Linked DNA regions of Homo sapiens: region 2 is linked to region 1. A link is an interaction called in ENCODE POLR2A ChIA-PET data of the cell type or tissue named here. Cell type or tissue: MCF 10A. All regions are shown on one strand. Links, peaks and the distances in the headings refer to the core of each region. The heading gives the core; the rest is flanking DNA.

The links. ChIA-PET counts read pairs that join two places held together with the same protein. Peaks named below come from ENCODE experiments on the same cell type or tissue, not always from the same donor. Only the 100,000 strongest peaks of a DNase experiment are listed, where the experiment ranks them.
Region 2: POLR2A ChIA-PET joins it to region 1 with 13 read pairs; 6 of 35 experiments call an interaction of 5 or more read pairs at or near these places.

What each region holds. Positions count from the first base shown.
Region 1 is chr14:75,253,547-75,263,564 of GRCh38, reverse strand. No RefSeq gene overlaps it. Among named protein-coding and RNA genes, the nearest start is that of FOS, 20 kb to the left of the region's middle. RefSeq lists enhancers at 4,004-4,263, 4,444-5,422, 3,270-5,844, 6,122-6,621, 6,516-6,685 and 1 more. In MCF 10A, for the core only: no CTCF peak of the experiment used is centred there; DNase peaks (open chromatin) are centred at 4,424, 5,264, 6,174 and 8,434.
Region 2 is chr14:75,197,966-75,207,983 of GRCh38, reverse strand. It overlaps the pseudogene RNU4ATAC14P. Among named protein-coding and RNA genes, the nearest start is that of TMED10, 26 kb to the right of the region's middle. In MCF 10A, for the core only: no CTCF peak of the experiment used is centred there; a DNase peak (open chromatin) is centred at 8,623.

The DNA of each region.
Region 1 (10,018 bases), core at 659-8,658:
CTCAGTCTCCCAAGTAGCTGGGATTACAGGCGTGCACCACCACGCCCGGCTACTTTTTGTATTTTTAGTAGAGGTGGGGTTTCTCCATGTTGGCCAGGCTGGTCTCGAACTCCTGACCTCAGATGATCCACCTGCCTAAGCCTCCCAAAGTGCTGGGATTGCAGGTGTGTACCACCGTACCCAGCCAGATAATGTCCTTTTGACTTTTTTAGTGTTAAAATGTCTTCTCATTTATGAAATGATAGTGATAATAAGTAGTAATTGTTGTTCGGTAAAATTCAAAGTTGGCAACCCATGTCAATTCCCAAACTTGTAAAAAAAACTTTGCTTGCCCCTATAGTATATGGGAGTCTCTGGATGACTGCAGTGGTGTCTTCGGAGGTTTTAGGTGAGGATGGGGAGAAGCATTTCCCCCCTCATCTGTGAGTGGAACTACGGGTCTGCTGGGTGGGTTCCGAGGGTCCTGTGTCAGCAACTGGTACACCATGAAGGTTGACTTTGACTAAAATGAATAATCTCTAGGATTCCAGCATCTCATTTCTCAGACCTACCCAAGAGCCCAGTGCACCTGTCTGGTGCCATCTCACCTGTCGGGGAGGAACATGTCTGGTAATGTAATTTACATTAAATTTCAGGAGCCTACTGCTCACAAGAGAATTTGTCTTTTAAGAGTAGGACCCAAAGGGAATGGCAAATGCTTAATCCAAAGAAATATATTGCTGATGATGGAATTTTAGGGACAGTGAGGGAGCATTCCTTGGCATAGGGCATATCAAATCACATAGATGGGCATTTATCCAGTCTCTCTATGAATTACATCTCTTGACACTTGACCTTGACACTGCTCCATTTACAGACCACCTCATCTTGCAGAATATTTTTAAACTTTAAAATACCCTCTGACTTACGGTTTTTGAAGCCCTTCCACAAGCATGACCTAGTATGACCCTCCTAACAGTCCCGAGAGGTAAGGAGGCCAGGTAGCAACATCTCCTTTTTTTTTTTAGAAGGAATTTCGCTCTTGTTGCCCAAGCTGGAGTGCAATGGTGCAATCTTGGCTCACTGCAACCTCCACCTCCGGGGTTCAAGCAATTCTCCTGCCTCAGCCTCCCAAGTAGCTGGGATTATAGGCATGTGCCACCACACCTGGCTAATTTTTTGTATTTTTAGTAGAAATGGGGTTTCACCATGTTAGCCAGCATGAGTGGAAGAGTGAATTCTATCATGGCTGAGATGTGAAGGAGGATAGTGTGAACCTGGGCCTTGAAAGGCCAGGTAGGTCACAGCTCCTACACATCCTGGCCTGGGCCAAGGCCTCTTCTTTGCCAGGGAAACCTGGCAAGTGGAGGCTTCACTCAGCACTAAGATGGAGAGGTGTTGAGGGAAAATATACCCACAAATAATAATCAAGCATTTATGCAGCATTTAGTATTTCCACACCACCAACTAATAATCACTGTATCATTGCAATCCTCTTGGGTCAAAGCAAACGTGTGGGGTCAGTGAGTTGTCCAGACCCCATTTTATAGATGAGGAAATAGGTTGGGGAAATTAATCATCTTGTGGTTTAAGGAAGTCAGCAACATAGAAGGACATCATGGTCCTTATGTTGAATCTGGTCATCTAAACAGAGAGGCTCAGCCGAAACACAAGGCAGCAAAAGAATATGCATGTGTGTGCGCATGCAAGCATATATGAAACAAACTGCTTCTCACGATACAATCAAAACGATATCTATTTGGTATTTCCTAGACTAAAAATTCGCTGGGTCCCACATCATGGCCCATGACCATGTTTGGGTCAAACAAAAAGAAAGAACTGGCCTGGCCGGCTGTGGTGGCTCACGTCTGTAATCCTAGCACTTTGGGAGGCTGAGGCAGGTGGATTGCCTGAGCTCATGAGTTCAAGACCAGCCCGGGGAACACGGTGAAACCCCGTCTCTACTAAAAATACAAAAAATTAGCCGGGCGTGGCAGTGTGCACCTGTAATCCCAGCTACTCGGGAGGCTGAGGCAGGAGAATTGCTTGAACCTGGGAGACGGAGGTTGTAGTGAGCCGAGATTGCGCCATTGCACTCCAGCCTGGGTGACAGAGCGAGATTCCATTGAAAGGAAGGAAGGAAGGAAGGAAGGAAGGAAGGAAGGAAGGAAGGAAGGAAGGAAGGAAGGAGGGAGGGAGGGAAAGGAGAGAGAAAGAAAAAAAAGAAAGAACTGGCCAGGCGCGGTGGCTCACGCCTGTAATCCCAGCAGCACTTTGGGAGGCCAAGGTGGGCAGATCACTTGAGGTCAGGAGTTCAAGACTAGCTTGGCCAATACGGCAAAACCCTGTCTCTACTAAAAATACAAAAATTAGCCAGACGTTGTGGCAGGCGCCTGTATTCCCAGCCACTTGGGAGGCTGAGGCAGGAGAATCACTTGAACCTGAGAGGTGGAAGTTGCAGTGAGCCAAGATCCTGCCACTACACTCCAGCCTGGGTGACAGAGCAAGACTCTGTCTCAAAAAAAAAAAAAAAAAAAAATTCTAAGACTGGGAGATGGAGAAGGACATGGAAATTTGGAGGTTATAACTGATGCCCTTGGACAGAATCATAAAATGGGTTCATATGCTAGAATCAAATCTAGGCACTTAGATATTCTGTCATCTTTCACCTTCCTCCCCTCTTCTTCATCCACACTGAGAAAATGCCCTCAGTCACCTCTTCCAGCTTTTCAGGTCATCTTCAATGTACAGTGTAAATATTATCTCGTTATTCCTCTTTCAGTGTAACCCAGATATATTGGCTCTCAGAGACCAAGACATGCTATATTCCTGGAAACATAAAGAGAGATGATAGAATTAGAAGGGATGTTTGATGGTCTAAAATGGATCTTATATCCGACTTTCAAATATTCCCTGGCAGTGTCAGGACAGAAGGGAGACTAGCCTAGCAATTTAATATATTTACTGGGTAAATAGTAAGCACTTGCAGTCCCTGACTTAATCAGAATGAAGTTCATTACGATAAAGAGCTGTGCCCTTTGGTCCTGTTTGCATTAAGCAGGCTCTTAATTTCATTTAATTTCACTACATCTCTGAAGGAAATTATAGGCTATAAGGCTAGCCAAAGAGTCGGAGGGGAGGACAGATAGCAAGCATATCCACCAGAGGAGATAGAGGAAAGGAGGTAGTGGGCTAAGATTAGAGCATAGAGGACAGAGATTCCCCTTATCAACCCCAATCTATGAAACTAATTTTACTTTCTTGTTTTTAACTTGACGTTTGTATCAGTCTCTCTCTTTCTCTCTGGGTTTTAGAAACATGTTATCAGGTCATCTAAACCTTTTATGAAACATTTCAGACTTGTACGTGCATGAGCTGGTGAAGATTTATTATATTTGACACCATAACTACAGATTTTAAGGCATTCTTTTAAGCGCAACTTGACTGAAACCCCTGAGGCTAGATCGCTATCTTTTGCCAGATGTTAACTTGGTTTCACTGATGGAAACCCAGGGTAAGGTTAAAACTGTTTCTGGACACATTCGTACCTTGGAATGTTTAACTCCATCAGTATATTAGTATTAGATATCAAGAAACCTGGGCTCTTGATCTGTGTTCATCTCTGTCTTCAATTTCTTTCTGTTTCTATTGGAGAAATCAAATGGTCCCCCCGATTTGAATTAAAACAGGCGGAGAGGAAAGAATAAGATCCAATGAGCCCATAAATAGAAGTACCCACCCAGGTCCTTTGGGATTCTTTGGTATCTATTCAGGTTACAAGAAATCTGCCCATCTCTGGGTGGGAATACGGATAAATGATGTCATTCAACAGAATTAGGACCAGACGGGGAAATGTATCCAAATCCTGCAGGGGGTAGCACTGAATGCAGGCTTTAGATATGGAAAGGCCTCCGAGTGCTCTCAAGCATAAACAAGAGTAACCGTGAAGGCAACACAGTTTCTGGGATGTGACTGAGAGGGTAACGGCACTTCTGAGATGTGCTGGGGGGTGGGAGCAGGGGTTATAACACCAAATATTGGGTTGTGACAGACGCCGGGCATGAGGGCCATAATTCCCACAATGGACTAGAGCACAGTGGAACTATGTCATCTGCTGGGCTGTAATCGGTAGGAGCAAGCTGCACGTTCAGCACGTTTTCTCCTGGATCCCATCCTTGGCGACCGATCTAGACCTCAGCCTCCAGGATCTGTTAGAGAAATAAACAAGTGGGAGACAACAACCAAAACAGCAACACAGTCGAGCGGGCGCGGGAGACGAAGCTCCGCCTTTGGAAGCCTCGGGCCAATCAGAAGCCTGTTGCTGGGGCCCGGTGTTTGGCCGCCTGACGTTCCCATGGAGACGGAAGAACGTTACACACCAAACACTGGCGACGTTGACGTCTATGCATTATATCCATGGAGACGACAGAGTAAACGTCATCCCCCCACACTTCCCCGCCTCCCTTAGCGCCAGGGGCTGAGGGAGCGACGCAGGCGTCGCCGTCACGTGCTGGACGCCAGGAGCGAAGCCCGGTGGGCGGGGCCTGTTGCTATGACTGCAGCTGCGGCTGTTTGGAGCTGCAATTAGAAAGTGCTGAGGTGGCAGTGGAGCCAGAACCGATTCTGGAACAGCTTCTCCCGCCCCCGGGCCAGAGAGGGTTCCCCAGCCCCTGGAAAGCCAGGACACCCCCTAGGCTGTCCCAGCACGCCTCAGCCTCAGGTCCTGAGCCAACATCTCTCTGCGCTGCCTGTGAATCCAGACTGTGACTCCAGACTGAGGGCCAAACCGAGACCACTCCCTCCACCGTCAGTTGGCCATAATTGTCAGGGTGACCTCCCCGACCGACCGTCTCCACCGACCGTCTCCTCCAGACAGCAGCCCACAGAACAGCCACCGACCAAACTGCCTTGCCCATGAGACAGGAGCAAAACCAGCTTAGAAAACTTTCCCACTGTTGGAGTAAAACCCAGAATTCTCCCAGAAAGGAGAAGCATAAGGAACTTTGAATTTATCTTTTATACTTTAAAAGCAGCAGAACTTGAGACATTCATTCCTCGGAGCTTTGTTGAAGAATTGAGGAAGGGGTGCTTAATAATCCCATTCAAGAATAGTTCCTCTGGAAGGGAGAGAAAACTCAGAAATCCCTGAGTACTGTGATACTCCAAAATGGGAAGGCCTGGAAAAACCTAGGTCATTAAAAACTGAAGCTTAAATTTCTACATTGCTTAATTTTGTCTCAACTGCACAAGCCAACAGAGTGTGAGAAATCTCTCTGCGTGCCAGCCTCCCTTTTCGTCACACAACTCTGGAAACAGTTATAGGAAGATTGCAGCAACAAATTGTAAACAAAACCAGGTCAAGAAACAGAGGAGAGGGCCAGGCAGGGTGGCTCAGGCCTATAATCCCAGCACTTTGGGCAGCTGAGGCAGGTGGATCACCTGAAGTCAGGAGTTCAAGACCAGCCTGGGCAACATGGCGAAACCTCCTCTCTAATTAAAAAATAAAAAATAAAAATAAAAATTAGCCAGGCTTGGTGGCGGGCGCCTGTAATCCCAGCTACTCGGGAGGGTGAGGCAGGAGGATCGCTTGAAACCAGGAGGCGGAGGTTGCAGTGAGTCAAGATCGCGCCACTGCACACTCCAGCCTGGGCGACAGAGCGAGACTCTGTCTCAAAAAAAAAGAAGAAAGAAACAGGAGTGAAAAGTTGAGATGACCATGTGAAGCCAGCCAACCTGAACAAAATGTAACTTTTGAATGATAAGGCACAGCTGAGCGGCCCAGACTTTGAATTTTCTCCAAATATCATGATCTTCCATCCTGGCTGAATTTAAATGGTGTCTTTTGTATTTGGGGGAAAGCAGAGGGGATATTATTTGCTGGAATTAAAAGCAAGCCATTTGGGTGAGCACATAGTCTGTTGCAGATGGTGGAGGCATAAAGAGGGATTTCATGTAAATGAATGGCATTCGGAGTTGGCCTGGGCTTTCTGCATTCCTCCACCAACACATATCCAATCCCATTGTCTATCTCTGAGAAATCAGCACCTCAGGGTCCCTTCCCTGTTACTCCATAGTAGCCCTCCCTGGGCCCCCATTCAGATATTTTGCCACCTGTCCACAGAGCATATCCGTTGCCTTTCAACATTCCCTTGCTCCATCCTCTGACCTACCTATTACTCACTTCCCCGACATCCTTCCCTAAACACTTCTTGACTCCCTTCCCACTCAATTGCCACTCCCCAGGATTTTACCCAGTTGATCATTGCTCCCCAAACCCTTGCCCCATCCACTCATCCCCACCATAAAGTTTTTCATGTCTGGTCCTTACTTAATAGAAGACAGTAGCTTATTGGAACTTCTGTCCAGTTCCAAGCAGAGGAAGAAGGGCACAGTGAGTGGAACAAAGCCATGATCAGCCCTTCAGGAAAAAAAAACCCTGGCCGGGCACAGTGGCTCACGCCTGTAATCCCATCACTTTGGGAGGCAGGCGAATCACTTGAAGCCAGGAGTTCGAGACCAGCCTGGCCAACATGGTGAAACCCTGTCTCCTAAAAATACAAAAGTTAGCCAGGTGTGGTAGTGCAGGCCTGTAGTCCCAGCTACTCAGGAGGCTGAGGCAGGAGAATTGCTTGAGCCTGGAAGGCAGAGATTGCAGTGAGCCAAGATCCCACCACTGCCCTCCAGGCTGGGCGACAGACTCTGACTCAAAAAAAGAAAAAAAAAAAAGGAGAAAAGAAAAAAGAAAAAAATATTGGCCGGGCGCAGTGGCTTACGCCTGTAATCCCAACACTTTGCGAGGCTGAGGCGGGTGGATCACCTAAGGTCAGGAGTTCGAGACCAGCCTGGCCAACATAGTGAAAACCCGTCTCTACTAAAAATACAAAAAATTTAGCCGGGCGTGGTGGCGCACACCTGTAATCCCAGCTACTTAAGAGGCTGAGGTAGGAGAATCACTTGAACCTGGGAGGCCGAGGTTGCAGTGAGCCGAGATTGCGCCACTGTACTCCATCCTGGGCAACAAAGTGAGACTCAGTCTCAAAAATAAATAAATAAATAAAAATAAAAACAAAAACCCAGATAGTAGTTGAGATTCATGCTATATATCCAACCATAATGCAGATTCTGCTTATTACAGGATTATGGGCAAGGTAGCAATTTACTAATTCTGGTATTTTCAGGGAAGAAATGACAATTTCTACTTTTTTCTGTCAACGAATGGTTAAGCTAGACTTCTCTTTTCTAAACTCCACCTAGAGCATAAAAGCAGCTGGAAAAGAGAGAAACTTCAAATTCAGGTTAATGAGAAAGCCTGATTTATGGGTAGATTAGATTGAATCAGTTTTTGACATGGAAATGAAGTGGTTTGTGTTTTGTTTCAGATGGGAAAGCACTGATGCAATTTACCTCTAGGCACAGAAATAACCCATTTTAGGCCTGGCATGGTAGCTCTTGCCTGTAATCCCAGTACTTTGGGAGGCTAAGGCAGGCGGATCACCTGAGGTCAGGAGTTCGAGACCAGCCTGACCAACATGGTGAAACCCCGTCTCTACTAAAAATACAAAATTAGCCAAGCATGGTGGCGCATGCCTGTAATCCCAGCTACTAGGGAGGCTGAGGCAGGAGAATCACTTGAACCCGGGAGGCAGAGGTTGCGGTGAGCCAAGATCATGCCGTTGCACTCCAGCCTGGGCAACAAGAGCGAAACTGTCTCAAAAATAAAAAATAAAAATAACCCATCTTGTCATCTAGAAAAGAAGTGGAACAGCAGTCCTTCTTATCTCCCTACTTGAAACGCAGAGTTAAGTTCGAATAAGATGGTCGTATTTACTTTGCCATTCTCTCTCTTGAGGTCTCTCTTTCAGTCCTTCAGGCTAATCAAGGACCCAGCAAGCCACTGACACAGTGTATGAGAAGGAGAAAATAAAGGCAAGATTTATCTAATACTTTTGATATGCTAGGACTATGTAGAGTACTTGAGAGTACTCTATGTGTTATCTCGTTTTATCCTGTTAATATCCATGAGAACTAGGTCTTCATGTGCCCACTTTTACAACGGAAGAAACTGAGATTCAAGTAGTTAAGTAAGTACAGAGCCAGGACATCTCCAATGATGCCATGGAATGCATGGAAAACCTCCACTTGGATCATTCCACGAGCTTTCTTTTCCATAGGGAGACTCTAGCCCCCTTTTCCAAACTTTTTTCTTTTTCTTTTTTTTTTTAAAGAAGGGAAGATTGTGAGATCTGCTAGAGCTTCATGAAAAGGTGCTGACACCACAAAGAACACAAATTCATCCCTGCCTTCTGGGACTAGCCTATATTTCCTCATTGGCTCAAGATCCAAGGAGGCAAAGAGAGACATGCCCCAGAGCACACGCAGCAGAAAGGTTTGGGTGGTTCGGGGAGACTCTGACCTGCCCCAGGCTAGGGAGGGCACTACCTGAGTTCAACAGCTCCCTGGACAGCTCCACACAGATTTATCTGCAGCTGTCACTTACAACCAGCTCCTCCTTCCTCTTCTCCCTCCTCCCCAATGCCTGACCCTGCAGGGAAGCACGTCCAGCACGAATTCTTTCAAACCTCAGCTACCTTTAGGATTTTTATGTGTCTGAAGAGTTCCCTTCTTGACAAGCAGCATTAGTCAAGTCCAGTAGGTGGGAAGGGCATTTCCCGGTGATCCTGGGCTTGGAGGAAGGGGAGACCCTTCTCCCTCCCGGCTTTGGCAAGCAACCATAGAGAGGTCCATGTGGGTGGCAATGAATACAGACAAGCCAGAGGGGTTCTTGCTGGACAGGAATGCCCACGGGCCACACCTTCCTCAGCCCTCAGAGCACTTCATCATGTCTGGACCCGTGAATGGGGTGGCAGTGCCAGGGAGTGGGTTCTCCCAGTGTCTGGCTCCAACAGCTGGTTTACTGTGATGATTCTATTTGTGTTCCCTGTGTTCTGTTTGGCTTGGCAGCAGGGAAGGAAGAGGGCAACAGGTTCACTCCAGTTTGTACTGGGTTGTTCCTGCAGCCACACCCGGGCATTAAAGCAGGCGGCTTGCACCCTGGATGCCTTTACCTGGGGGCCCTTGGTGTGCAAAAGCAAAGCGTGGGAAGTATTTCCTTTTCATGGGCCAGCCAGGTGTGGCTGGCATTTCACCTATTCCTGTATTACTAACGTCATCCAGATTCAGGTCAAAGGGCAGGTTTCCTAGACTCCCATCACGCTGAGATCCGGGATCAGGGGATGGTTGATCAAGTCCATTTGGGCTGGATTACCTGAGTTCCTACTACTCATGGACACTTAACTCCTGCTTCTAAAACAAAATCTGTCCAGGCACAGTGGCTCATACCTATAATTCTAGCACTTTGGGAGGCTGAGGCAGGCGGACCACTTGAGCCAAGGAGGCCTAGACTGCAGTGAGTTATGATCATGCTACTACACTCCAGACTGGGAGACAGAGCAATACCTTGTTTGTTAAAAAAAAGAAAAGAAAAGAAAAGAAAATTCTGGACCAAGCGCAGTAGCTCATGCCTGTAATCCCAGCACTTTGGGAGGCCAAGGCGGGCGGATCACCAGAGGTCAGGAGTTTGAAAACAGCCTGACCAACATGGAGAAACCCCATCTCTACTAAAAACACAAAATTAGCTGGGTGTGGTGGCACATGCCTATAATCCCAGCTACTCGGGAGGCTGAAGCAGGAGAATCACTTGAACCAGGGAGTCGAAGGTTGCGGTGAGCCAAGATCACGCCATTGCACTCCAGCCTGGGCAACAAGAGCGAAACTCTGTCTCAAAAAAAAAAAAAAAAAAAAAATTCTGAGGTCAGGCAACTGTGCTGTACCTTGAAGGACTGGTGTCCCCAAAATTGAAATATGGTCTCTCCTAAAGCATACAAATTAGGGGTTCTTTTTATACAAGGTGGTAGCTTTCAAGGAAAACAGACTTCAAGGTCAAATAGACTTAGTCTAGAACTCTGGATTTGCCCCCTTACTTAGATGAGCCTCCATCCAGAACTAAAATCTCTAGCATGTGAAAAATAACAGCAAATAT
Region 2 (10,018 bases), core at 1,140-9,139, 56 kb after region 1:
CACCTGCCTCGGCCTCCCAAAGTGCTGGGATTACAGGCGTGAGCCACCGTGCCCGGCTTCCTTTCTAGTCATGGCACAAAAACCCACTGTCTGTGGCATTGGTGGGTGCAGCAGGGGACTTTAATGAGGGTTTGAGTCATGCCCTCCATCCTCTTTCCAATAGCACCAAGCATCTCACTCCTCAGAGGGCCTTCATCCTTCTTGGCTCTCTTCCTTCTCTCTCCTCCAATGTCGCTTCTCTCAGTGCTTTACCTCGTCCCTGTTTCTCAAAAGCCAGCCCTGTGTCTCCTTTCTTCTTATGCACAGGGATTCCCTTTTCCCCACCTCCGCAGCAGAATGTTTCCACTTCCGATGATTTGGCTAAGGCTTTGCCTGTCACTGCCTGTAAGGATCTACCAGATTAATTCCTTAAATCAAGACCACCTTCCTCCCACACCTTCATCTTGCAATGGGAATGAAGGTGAAGGTGGTTTCCTTCTTCCACCTTCACCTGTTATGGAAGGAATGAATGAATGGAAGTACCCAGTAACACAGGAACATGGGGGTGGGAGGAGCACCTCCCCAAGCAGGTTACAGGGAAGCAAAGCCCTGAAAGGGTGACTAGGAGGGTGGAAACCAGATCCCAACTGAGAAAAAGAGGATTTTTTTGGTTTTGTTCTTGTTTTTGAAACAGGGTCTTGCTCTGTCACCCGGGCTGGAGTGCAATGGCGCCATTCTGCTCCCTGCAGCTTCAACCCCCTGGGCTCAAGTGATCCTCCCACCTCAGCCTCCCAAGTAGATGGGGTCTTGCTATGTTCCCCAGGCTGGTCTCAAACTCCACAAGCAATCCTCCCACCTTGGCCTCCCAAAGTGCTGGGATTACAGGTGTGAGCCACTGCACTCAGCCTTTACTGGGCTTTATTATTATTGTTATTATTTTTGAGACACAGTCTCTCTCTGCTGCCCAGGCTGGAGTGCAGTGGCCCGATCTCAGCTCACTACAATCTCTGCCTCCCGGGTTCAAGAGATTCTCCTGCCTCAGCCTCCCAAGTAGCTGGAATTACAGGAACATGCCTCTGTGCCCGGCTAATTTTTTTATTTTTTGTAGAGACAAGTTCTCACTATGTTGCCCAGGCTGGTCTCTAACTCCTGGGCTCAAGTGATTCTCCCACCTTGGCCTGCCAAAGTGCTGGGATTACAGACATGAGCCACTGTGCCCAGCTAGGAGTTTTTTTTACCAATACAGACAGAAGAGAGTGGGAGAACAAGGCCTGCTTTAGGAAGTGAGGAAAATGCACAGAACTGGCCTTGAAGGAAGACTGAGACTCAAGTTAGTCAACAGGAAGAGGACAAGGCTTTCCAGGCAGAACCCTATTAACCAGGAAGGCAGGAAGGGGGGACTGTTTGGCTGTTTCTTAACCAATCACTAGAGCTCTTTAACCAGAATGGAGGGCTGTCATAGAATATGCCAGGTGTTAAGGGATGAGAGGTTAACTAACGGCGAACTTGTAAAAGGTATAGTATACAAGGCTATTACTTCCCCCAGGCAATGAGGAGCCATTGAGGTTTTGGTGTGGCATGTCAGTTTGTGCTAGCAAGGTCACTTTTATTGACTTAACCTGTATGTTTGTAAGTGTGTACCTTCAGATTACACAAAACCTGGTTTTACACACATACACACATGCATACTCCCCCAATTCACATAAGAGCGACTATTTGGTAACATAAGAACCTGCATTAATGGTGGGTTTCTGTGGTCTTTTTTTCCTGCCTTTGGCTTAGTGATTTCTTAGTTCACTGAGAATCAGCAGCAGAGCTGCCACTAATAGGCAATTTGATGAATATGACTAATTGGCTCTCAGCATCCATTCTCACCTTTCTTTTCTTTTCTTTCTTTTTTCTTTTTCTTTCTTTTTTTTTTTTTTTTTTTTGAGACATGGTGGTCTCACTCTGTCACCCAGGCTGGAGTACAGTAGCATGACCTCAGCTCATTGCAACCTCTGCCTCCTGGGTTCAAGCAATTCTCCTGCCTCAGCCTCCCAAGCAGCTGGGATTACAGGGGTGAGCCACCACGCCCAGCATACTGGACTTTCTTATGTTAAAAATGCTCTCCAGCTACAAACTCAGACTCCCTCAAGTTAGAGTTCTGGATGATGCGAGTAGGCCTCATTAAATCTGATGCACTCATGAGAGATTTGAAAGGCAAAAGGAAGTTGAGTCATGGGCCCCTTTCTTCCTGCTTTGGCCACGTTCTGCTGCAAGCAATGTCAAGGAGATGTGGGGATCCACAGCAGCAGTCCAGTGTGTAATTTCCAGATCCATGACTATCTACTGGAACTTGTGGCAGAGGAGGTGGAGGTGATACCTAATCCCTGGATTACAGCTGTGGTGGTGGTGAAACCTTAAACTGAGCCATCCCATTAGCAGCCTCCTGATTATGAAGGAGTTACAGGTCCCCTGGGAGGTCAGTTCTGGGGTGCTTGGGTACTCAGTCCAAGAGGGAGCTCAGTTCCCAACCTTCTGATAAAATAAAATTATTAATTTTCTGCCGGGTTTGGTGGCTCATGCCTGTAATCCCAACACTTTGGGAGGCCAAAGCAGATGGATCACCTGAGGTCAGGAGTTCAAGACCAGCCTCACCAACATAGTGAAACCCCGTCTGTACTGAAAATACAAAAATTAGCTGGGCATGGTGGCAGGCACCTGTAATCCCAGCTACTCCAAAGGTTGAGGCAGGAGAATCGCTTGAACCTGGGAAGAGGAGGTTGCAGTAAGCCGAGATCATGCCACTGGTACTCCAGCCTGGATGACAGAGCAAGACTCCACCTCAAAAAAAAAAAATTATTAATTTCCTTCTTGCTTAAAATACCTTGGGTAGCTTCTGTTTCTTGCTTTGAACCTTGACTTCTGCAATAAGAGGATATATACAAAAGGGTAACTTTTCAATAAATAGACTCAAAAAAATCTTACATTTGGCACCAAAACTACAATGAATTAGGGGGTCTGGAATCACTGGCCTCTTAGCTCATGGACATTCCTAAGCTAATGCTCCCCAACTGTGATACGTATACCTCTAGTGGCACACAGGAGGATTTTAGCACATGAGTGAACATTTACACAATTTCAATAAGTGTATATTTATTTTAATGTGTACTAGAAAAAAATTTATAGGTAGCATACCAGACCCGATTTCATGAATCAGCAACTTCAAGAATATGATTGTTTACAGCAAGGCTAGCATAGGTAGTGACTATGCCAGCGAAAATATGTTAATTAATGAAAAGTATAAAATAAATAGCAGATGGATAACATGAAGATTTGGCAAAAATCATGAGGATGGTATTCAAACAACTGAAGTTTGGCAAACCCTTTCCTAGTTATTCATTCTTATGAGTCCCCTCACTATAGGAATGGGGAGAAGCCAGTTGGCACCGTAAGTCCTATTCGCCCACCTGTACCACACTCCCACTCCCAAAGATCACCATTCCTTTTAAACTCCAGCAATTACTGAAAAGTCAATACTGTTCTTCAGTGTCCTAGAGAAAACTCCCAGAACCTGAGGTTTATCACATGCCAAGGCTGAATGAGCCCATCAGCAGGACCAAAGGGTGGAGTTGGGAGGAGAAACTGCAAAATGAGCCTGGCTCCAGGAACAGCATGTATTCAGTACAGAGCCATAAGTTCAGAAATACCAGACTTGGGTGTGTTTGTTATGGAGACTTACTATAGTGAAAGGAAAAGCTGACAAAGTCATCTCTCGAGTCCCTGTCAAAAGCCACAAGCCCCAGACACACTAACAAAATAAGGCGACGGTTAGGAGCCAACATACCTCTCTGTCCTTGTTTTCATTCCAAAGACCTCAGAAGAGATCTTGCAGATATATGACTCTAAATGTAATGAGTACAAATTGCAAGTACTCAAAAGCTAAGCTTTGATAATGCTTAACTGCAAGAGCAAAGAGATAAGATGAGACACTGGACTAGAGGACATTTAGAAAAAACGGTCTAATAGATCAATGGTTTCCAAATGCCCATCTACACAGACCAGTGTCTTCTATGGAGGATGGCTGTGTGTTTTAAAATTGTAGATTCCCAGTCACTTCCCAGAGAGGATTCTGGTGTAGGCTGGAGATGAACTCCTGGGGTCCCAACTGCCCCAGATGGCTCAATCGAGTTTACAAACTACTTTTTGAGCCCTTGTGCCTCATATCTGGTTACTTCGTTCCATTCTCCGCCAGCCCAGCCTGGTTCATTCCTTCCACAATGGTTGACATCTAATAGCTTTCTAACACATCTCCTGCCTCTCTCTGTCTCTGTCTCTCTCTCTCTCTTTCTTTCTTTTTTTTTTTTAGACGGAGTTTTGCTCTTGTCACCCAGACTGGAGTGCAATGACGTGGTCTCAGCTCACTGTGACTTCCACCTCCCAGGTTCAAGTGATTCTCCTGTCTCAGCTTCCCAAGTAGCTAGGACTGCAGGCACGTGCTACCAGGCCCAGCTAATTTTTGTATTTTTAGTAGAGACGGGGTTTCACCATGTTGGCCCAGCTGGTTTCGAACTCTTGACCTCAAGTGATCTGCCCCCCTCAGCCTCCCAAAATGCTGGGATTACAGGCATGAGCCACCACGGCTGGCCCTCTCTTTTTTTTTCTTTTTTTTTTTTGGCCGGGCGCGGTGGCTCACACCTGTAATCCCAGCACTTTGGGAGGCCAAGGCGGGCGGATCACGAGATCAGGAGATCGAGATCATCCTGGCTAACATGGTGAAACCCCGTCTCTACTAAAAATATGAAAAAATTAGCCGGGCGTGGTGGCGGGCACCTGTAGTCCCAGCTACTTGGGAGGCTGAGGCAGGAGAATGGTGTGAACCTGGGAGGTGGAGCTTGCAGTGAGCCGAGATCACGCCACTGCACTCCAGCCTGGGTGACAGAGCGAGACTCCGTCTCAAAAAAAAAAAAAAAAACTCCATTTAAAAAAGAAAAAAAAGAAAAACAAAGGAAAAAGAGAAAGCAATGTCCAGTGGCTACTAGAGCAGACATGTCTCGTCTGTCTGGCCAGCATCTGTTCCTTTGGAATTTGTCTCCTTTTCTCTGTTGTGCAGAATTCTGGAGGTCAGCCAATCCCAGGTCCCATGAAGGGGGCACATGACCTAAGCTAAGCCATTCAGACTCACCTGGGCATTTGAATTTTGAACAGAGATTCAGGGATGGGAAGTTTGAAGTTGAATCATGAGTTAATCCCCAGGAGATCCCCTCTTGCCTGGTCAGATTTTCCTTCAATTCTATAAACTCCCCAATATCCTTCCTTCAGATGGCTTTTTTTTTCCTGTTAACTCAGAATTCGTTCTTATCTCCTGAAACTGCAGAGCCCTGATATACTTCTCCATTGTCCATAGCATGAAGCTTACAAAGTTCTCACCCTATATTACAGATTCTCCCCATTCTGTTTATGTCTCACATGACGGCTCTGCCCTAACTAAGCTTTAAGCCCCTATGTGATCTTCTGTGAGCCAGCAATTAGACAGTCTGCATTTTATAAGCAAGGAGGATATATAACTCATGTCTATAAGGCCTTGAGGTCCTGTGCTAGATGGCATGCTATGTTTTGATCAGATTTAATTGAGAACTAGCTCTGATATTTTATTTATGTATTTATTTATTTATTGTAGAGATGCGTAGTCTTGCCATCTTGCCCAGGCTGGTCTTGAACTCCTGGGCTCAAGCAATCCTCCCACTTCAGCCTCCCAAAGTGCTGGGATTATAGGTGTGAGGCCCCATGCCTGGCCCTACATATTCTAAAATAAGAAAAGGTGTTCTGCTATTTAGAAATGACTGCCAAATCATCATTCTTTTCTTGGGTTTGTGCTACTGTCCAACGAGCGCATAGTGAGGGCAGTACTGCTAACACATACCAAAAAAAAAAAAGCAAAAATAAACATAAAAAACAGAAGTACTTTCCAGAGACTAGGATTACAGACAACCTGGATATAAACTAAGTTCTGGAGGTATTTTAAAAAGAGTATTCTAAAGAGTATATTCTAGGCCAGGCACGGTGGATCACACCTGTAATCCCAGCACTTTGGGAGGCCGAGGTGGATGGAACTCCTGAGGTCAGGAGTTTGAGGCCAGCCTGGCCAACATGGTGAAACCCCATCTCTACTAAAAATATATAAACTAGCCAGATGTGGTGGTGCATGCCTGTAATTCCAGTTACTTGGGAGGCTGAGGTGAGACAATCACTTAAACCTGGGAGGCAGAGGTTGCAGTGAGCCAAGATCACGCCACTGCATTCCAGCCTGGACAACAGAGCAAGACTTCGTCTCAAAAAAAAAATAAATAAATAACTTTAAAAAGAGCATATCCTATTCCTTTGGTTGGAAATTAGATTTGGAAGTTTAAGATAGAGGGCCCAAACAAACTAGCCCACTGACTCTTAATGAGGCCAAATCCCTCTGGGTTGTTGTATCCTGGGAATTTAAATCAAGTGGAATATATGTATACATTCTGCAAAAGGAAAGGAGTGCAAATTCGTAACAACACAAATAAAATTAAGAAACAAGGTTGTTTCCAGATAGATGGCAAGGCTATTAGTGGATTTTCTTTCCCTTCCTTATCTGCCCTGCTCGCTCGGCCAATGTTATTAGCTCCAGTCACCAATTAGCCATTGCTATCTGGGGCCGCATTCACCAGAGTTTTTTTATTCCCTGATAATGGAGAGAGGTAATGAGTGAGGTAATTTCTCCTTCAAGAATGATGCAATGAGCAAGACTGTGTTGGAGTCCAATAAACTCGGGTTTATATCCTGCTCTGGCACTTGTTGGTAGATTAACTTCGGGCAAGTTATTTCCTCTCTCTAAGTCTCAGTTTTTTTAATCTATAGAATGAGGACAATAATGCTGGCCCCATCCTCAAGATTCTGATTCCTTTGGTCCATGGTGGCTTGAATCCTTGGAATTTTGTTTACAGTGCCCAATGTGTTGTTGTGAAGATTAAATGTATAAAAAACTCTAGAATAGTGCCTGGCACTGAGTCGAGGCTCAATCATTATTCCTTTCCCTTCTCCTTTGGTGCCCTCTTCTCTGGCACCATCTGTCCATTTCTACCCCAGACCTCTGATCACATTATCTGCAGGTATACCTATATGTCTGTGTACATGAAAACACATAATTTAATACATAAGCATGCTATGTCCATTTCCACTTATTTGTTCAACAACTAGTTATTAAGAATTCATCCGTGCCAGGCACTGTGACAAACCAGTTAGACAAGTTCCCTGTTCTCATGGAACTTGCTTCCTAGTGGGGAGTATTGTAGGTGATAATGATAGGGAGGGACAGGAAGGGAAAGGAGTGCCACGTGGACTAGGCAGGTGAGGGAAAGCTCTCTGAAGAGGGGACCTCTGAGACCTGTAGGATGAGGAGGAGCCAGCCATGAACTAGGCTGGGGAAGAGCACCAACCACAGGGCACAGCAAGTGCAAAGGCTCTAGGGCAGGACCAGCTTGGTGAGTGTGAGGAACAGGAAGGTGCTAGTGGTGGCCGGGTGCGGTGACTCACATCTATAATCCCAGCACTTTGGGAAGCCAAGGCAGGTGGATCACCTGAGGTCAGGAGTTCAAGACCAGCCTGGCCAACATGGTGAAACCCCATCTCACTAAAAAATATAAAAATCTGCCGGGTGCAGTGGCTCACACCTGTAATCCCAGCACTTTGGGAGGCAGAGGTGGGTGGATCACGAGGTCAGGAGTTCGAGACCAGCCTGGCCAATGTGGTGAAACCCCATCTCTACTAAAAATACAAAAATTAGCCAGATGTGGTGATGCGTGCCTGTAGTCCCAGCTACTTGGGAGGTTGAGGCAGGAGAATGGCGTGAACCGGGAAGGCAGAGCTTACAGTGAGCGGAGATCGCACCACTGCACTCCAGCCTGGGCAACAGAGCGAGACTGTGTCTCAAAAACAAAACAAAACAAACAAACAAACAAAAAAACATTAGCCAGGTGTGGTGGCAGGCGCCTGTAATCCCAGCTACTCGGGAGGCTGAAGCAGGAGGATTGCTTGAACCTGGGAGGTGGAGGTTGCAGTGAGCCGAGATCGTGCCACTGCACTGCAGGCTGAACGACAAGAACAAAACCCCGAATCAACAACAACAACAAAAAAGGAAGATTCTAGTGGTGTCAGGGCTGAGAGGAAGGTAGGGGAAGAGCCAGATCCCAGAGCGTCCTACTGCCCCTGGTGAGGAGTTGGGATTGAAATGGGACATACTGGAGATACTGAAGTGGGAAAGGGATGGGATCTGATTTATGTTTTGTTTTGTTTTGTTTTGTTTGAGTTGGAGTCTCGCTCTGTCACCCAGGCTGGAATGCAGTGGCACGATCTTGGCTTACTGCAACCTCTGCGTCCCAGGTTCAAGCGATTCTCCCATCTCAGCCTCCTGAGTAGCTGGGACCACATGTGTAATTTTTGTATTTTTAGTAGAGATGGGGTTTCATCATGTTGGCCAGGCTGGTCTCAAACTCCTGGGCTCAAGTGATCTGCCCGACTCAGCCTCCCAAAGTGCTGGGATTACAGGCATGAGCCACCATGCCCAGCCGGTTTATGTTTAAAGGCCTCATTCTGGTTGCTGTGTTTCAAAGGGTAAATGGCAAGGGGCCAGGATGGAAGCAAGTTCAAGTGATTACAACACATACTTCATACCAGACATGCAGACACTTGGAGATAGAAGGAGCTCTGGTCCAGAGACATGGGAATGCCTTGGGAACACTGGTCCTCATCCACCTCTGCACAATGCAGGCACCTAGGGCACTGTTAACAAAATTCCAGCCACTGTGAACCAATGGAATCAGAATCTTGTAGATGGGGACCAGGCTAACAGTATCTTTACAAAACTCTTGGGATATTTTATGGGCGTCCAGGTGGAAAACCATAGTATCTGGGTAAATTCTTCAGGGCCCAAGCTCTGGCTGCTGCCTCAGACACCTTTCCAGCATGAAACATTTGTTACTACAACATCCTTTCCTAGAATGGGCTGAAATCGGCCTCTGGGGTACCTTCCCTGCACACACACTCCTGTGGGGCCAGCCTTTCCTTCCACCCCTACCATCACCCAAGGCAAACCTTGGCCAAGGGGACTGAGGGAACCCGGACTCAGGGAACATGAATGGGGAAGGGAGGAGCTGCCAGGCTTCTGGGCATGCCGTCTGCCCCGCTGCCTGGCCGTCTGCCAGGCTGGTACCCAGGAAGACTGGCGTGTGCTGCTCAGAGAGTACAGCCTCACAGCAGCAGCCGCCATGTCCCCAGGAGGTGAACTGCTGTCTTCTCCCACCCAGTCTACTCACATTGCCAGAGAATTTTAGAACTTCAGAGACTTTAGCATAAATAGTTTCATTCTAATTTAACCATGGGTTGTCGGGGGAGGGAGCCAGACACTAAATATAGCCAGTCTTGTATTTCTGGGGCACTCCTGGAAGCTTGAGAAGGGGGAAGGGAACTTGGTCGCCTACATTCTGGCAGGCTCTGTGCTATACAATTTACAGTCCTCGCAAAAGAGCTATGAAACAGATGTTGTTATTCTCACTTGGAGATTAGGGAACTGAGGTTCAAAGAGGTAAAGTAACTTGACCAAGGTCACACAGTTAGTCAGTGCTGAGGCCCCATGGAAACCGAGGTTGGCTTCACACCAAAGCTCATGCTCGGTCCATGGATGCATCTGTAGCTGCCCTGTGCTTCCTCTTGGTGTCTTTCCCCAGAATCTTCCTCCAACACCAGGAGTATCAGCATCCCTCTTTTCCGTGTTAGCCCATTGGAGGCCAGGAGGGTCGCTAGCCCAGATCCCGAAACCCTGTGACTCCTTGCTGGCCCATCACTCTGTTTCCTTCTCCTCACACCCACCCATGCCTTCTACCATGGCCAAGCCTCTTCCAGCCCTTTTCTCCTCTTCTCTCCCATTTTTCCTGCAAACCCAGGCCAGAGCACGAAGCAACCCTAAAATACTAAGAAATAGCCAAACATGTAGGTTTAAAGGTTGTCCATTAGCAGGGCGCAGTGGCTG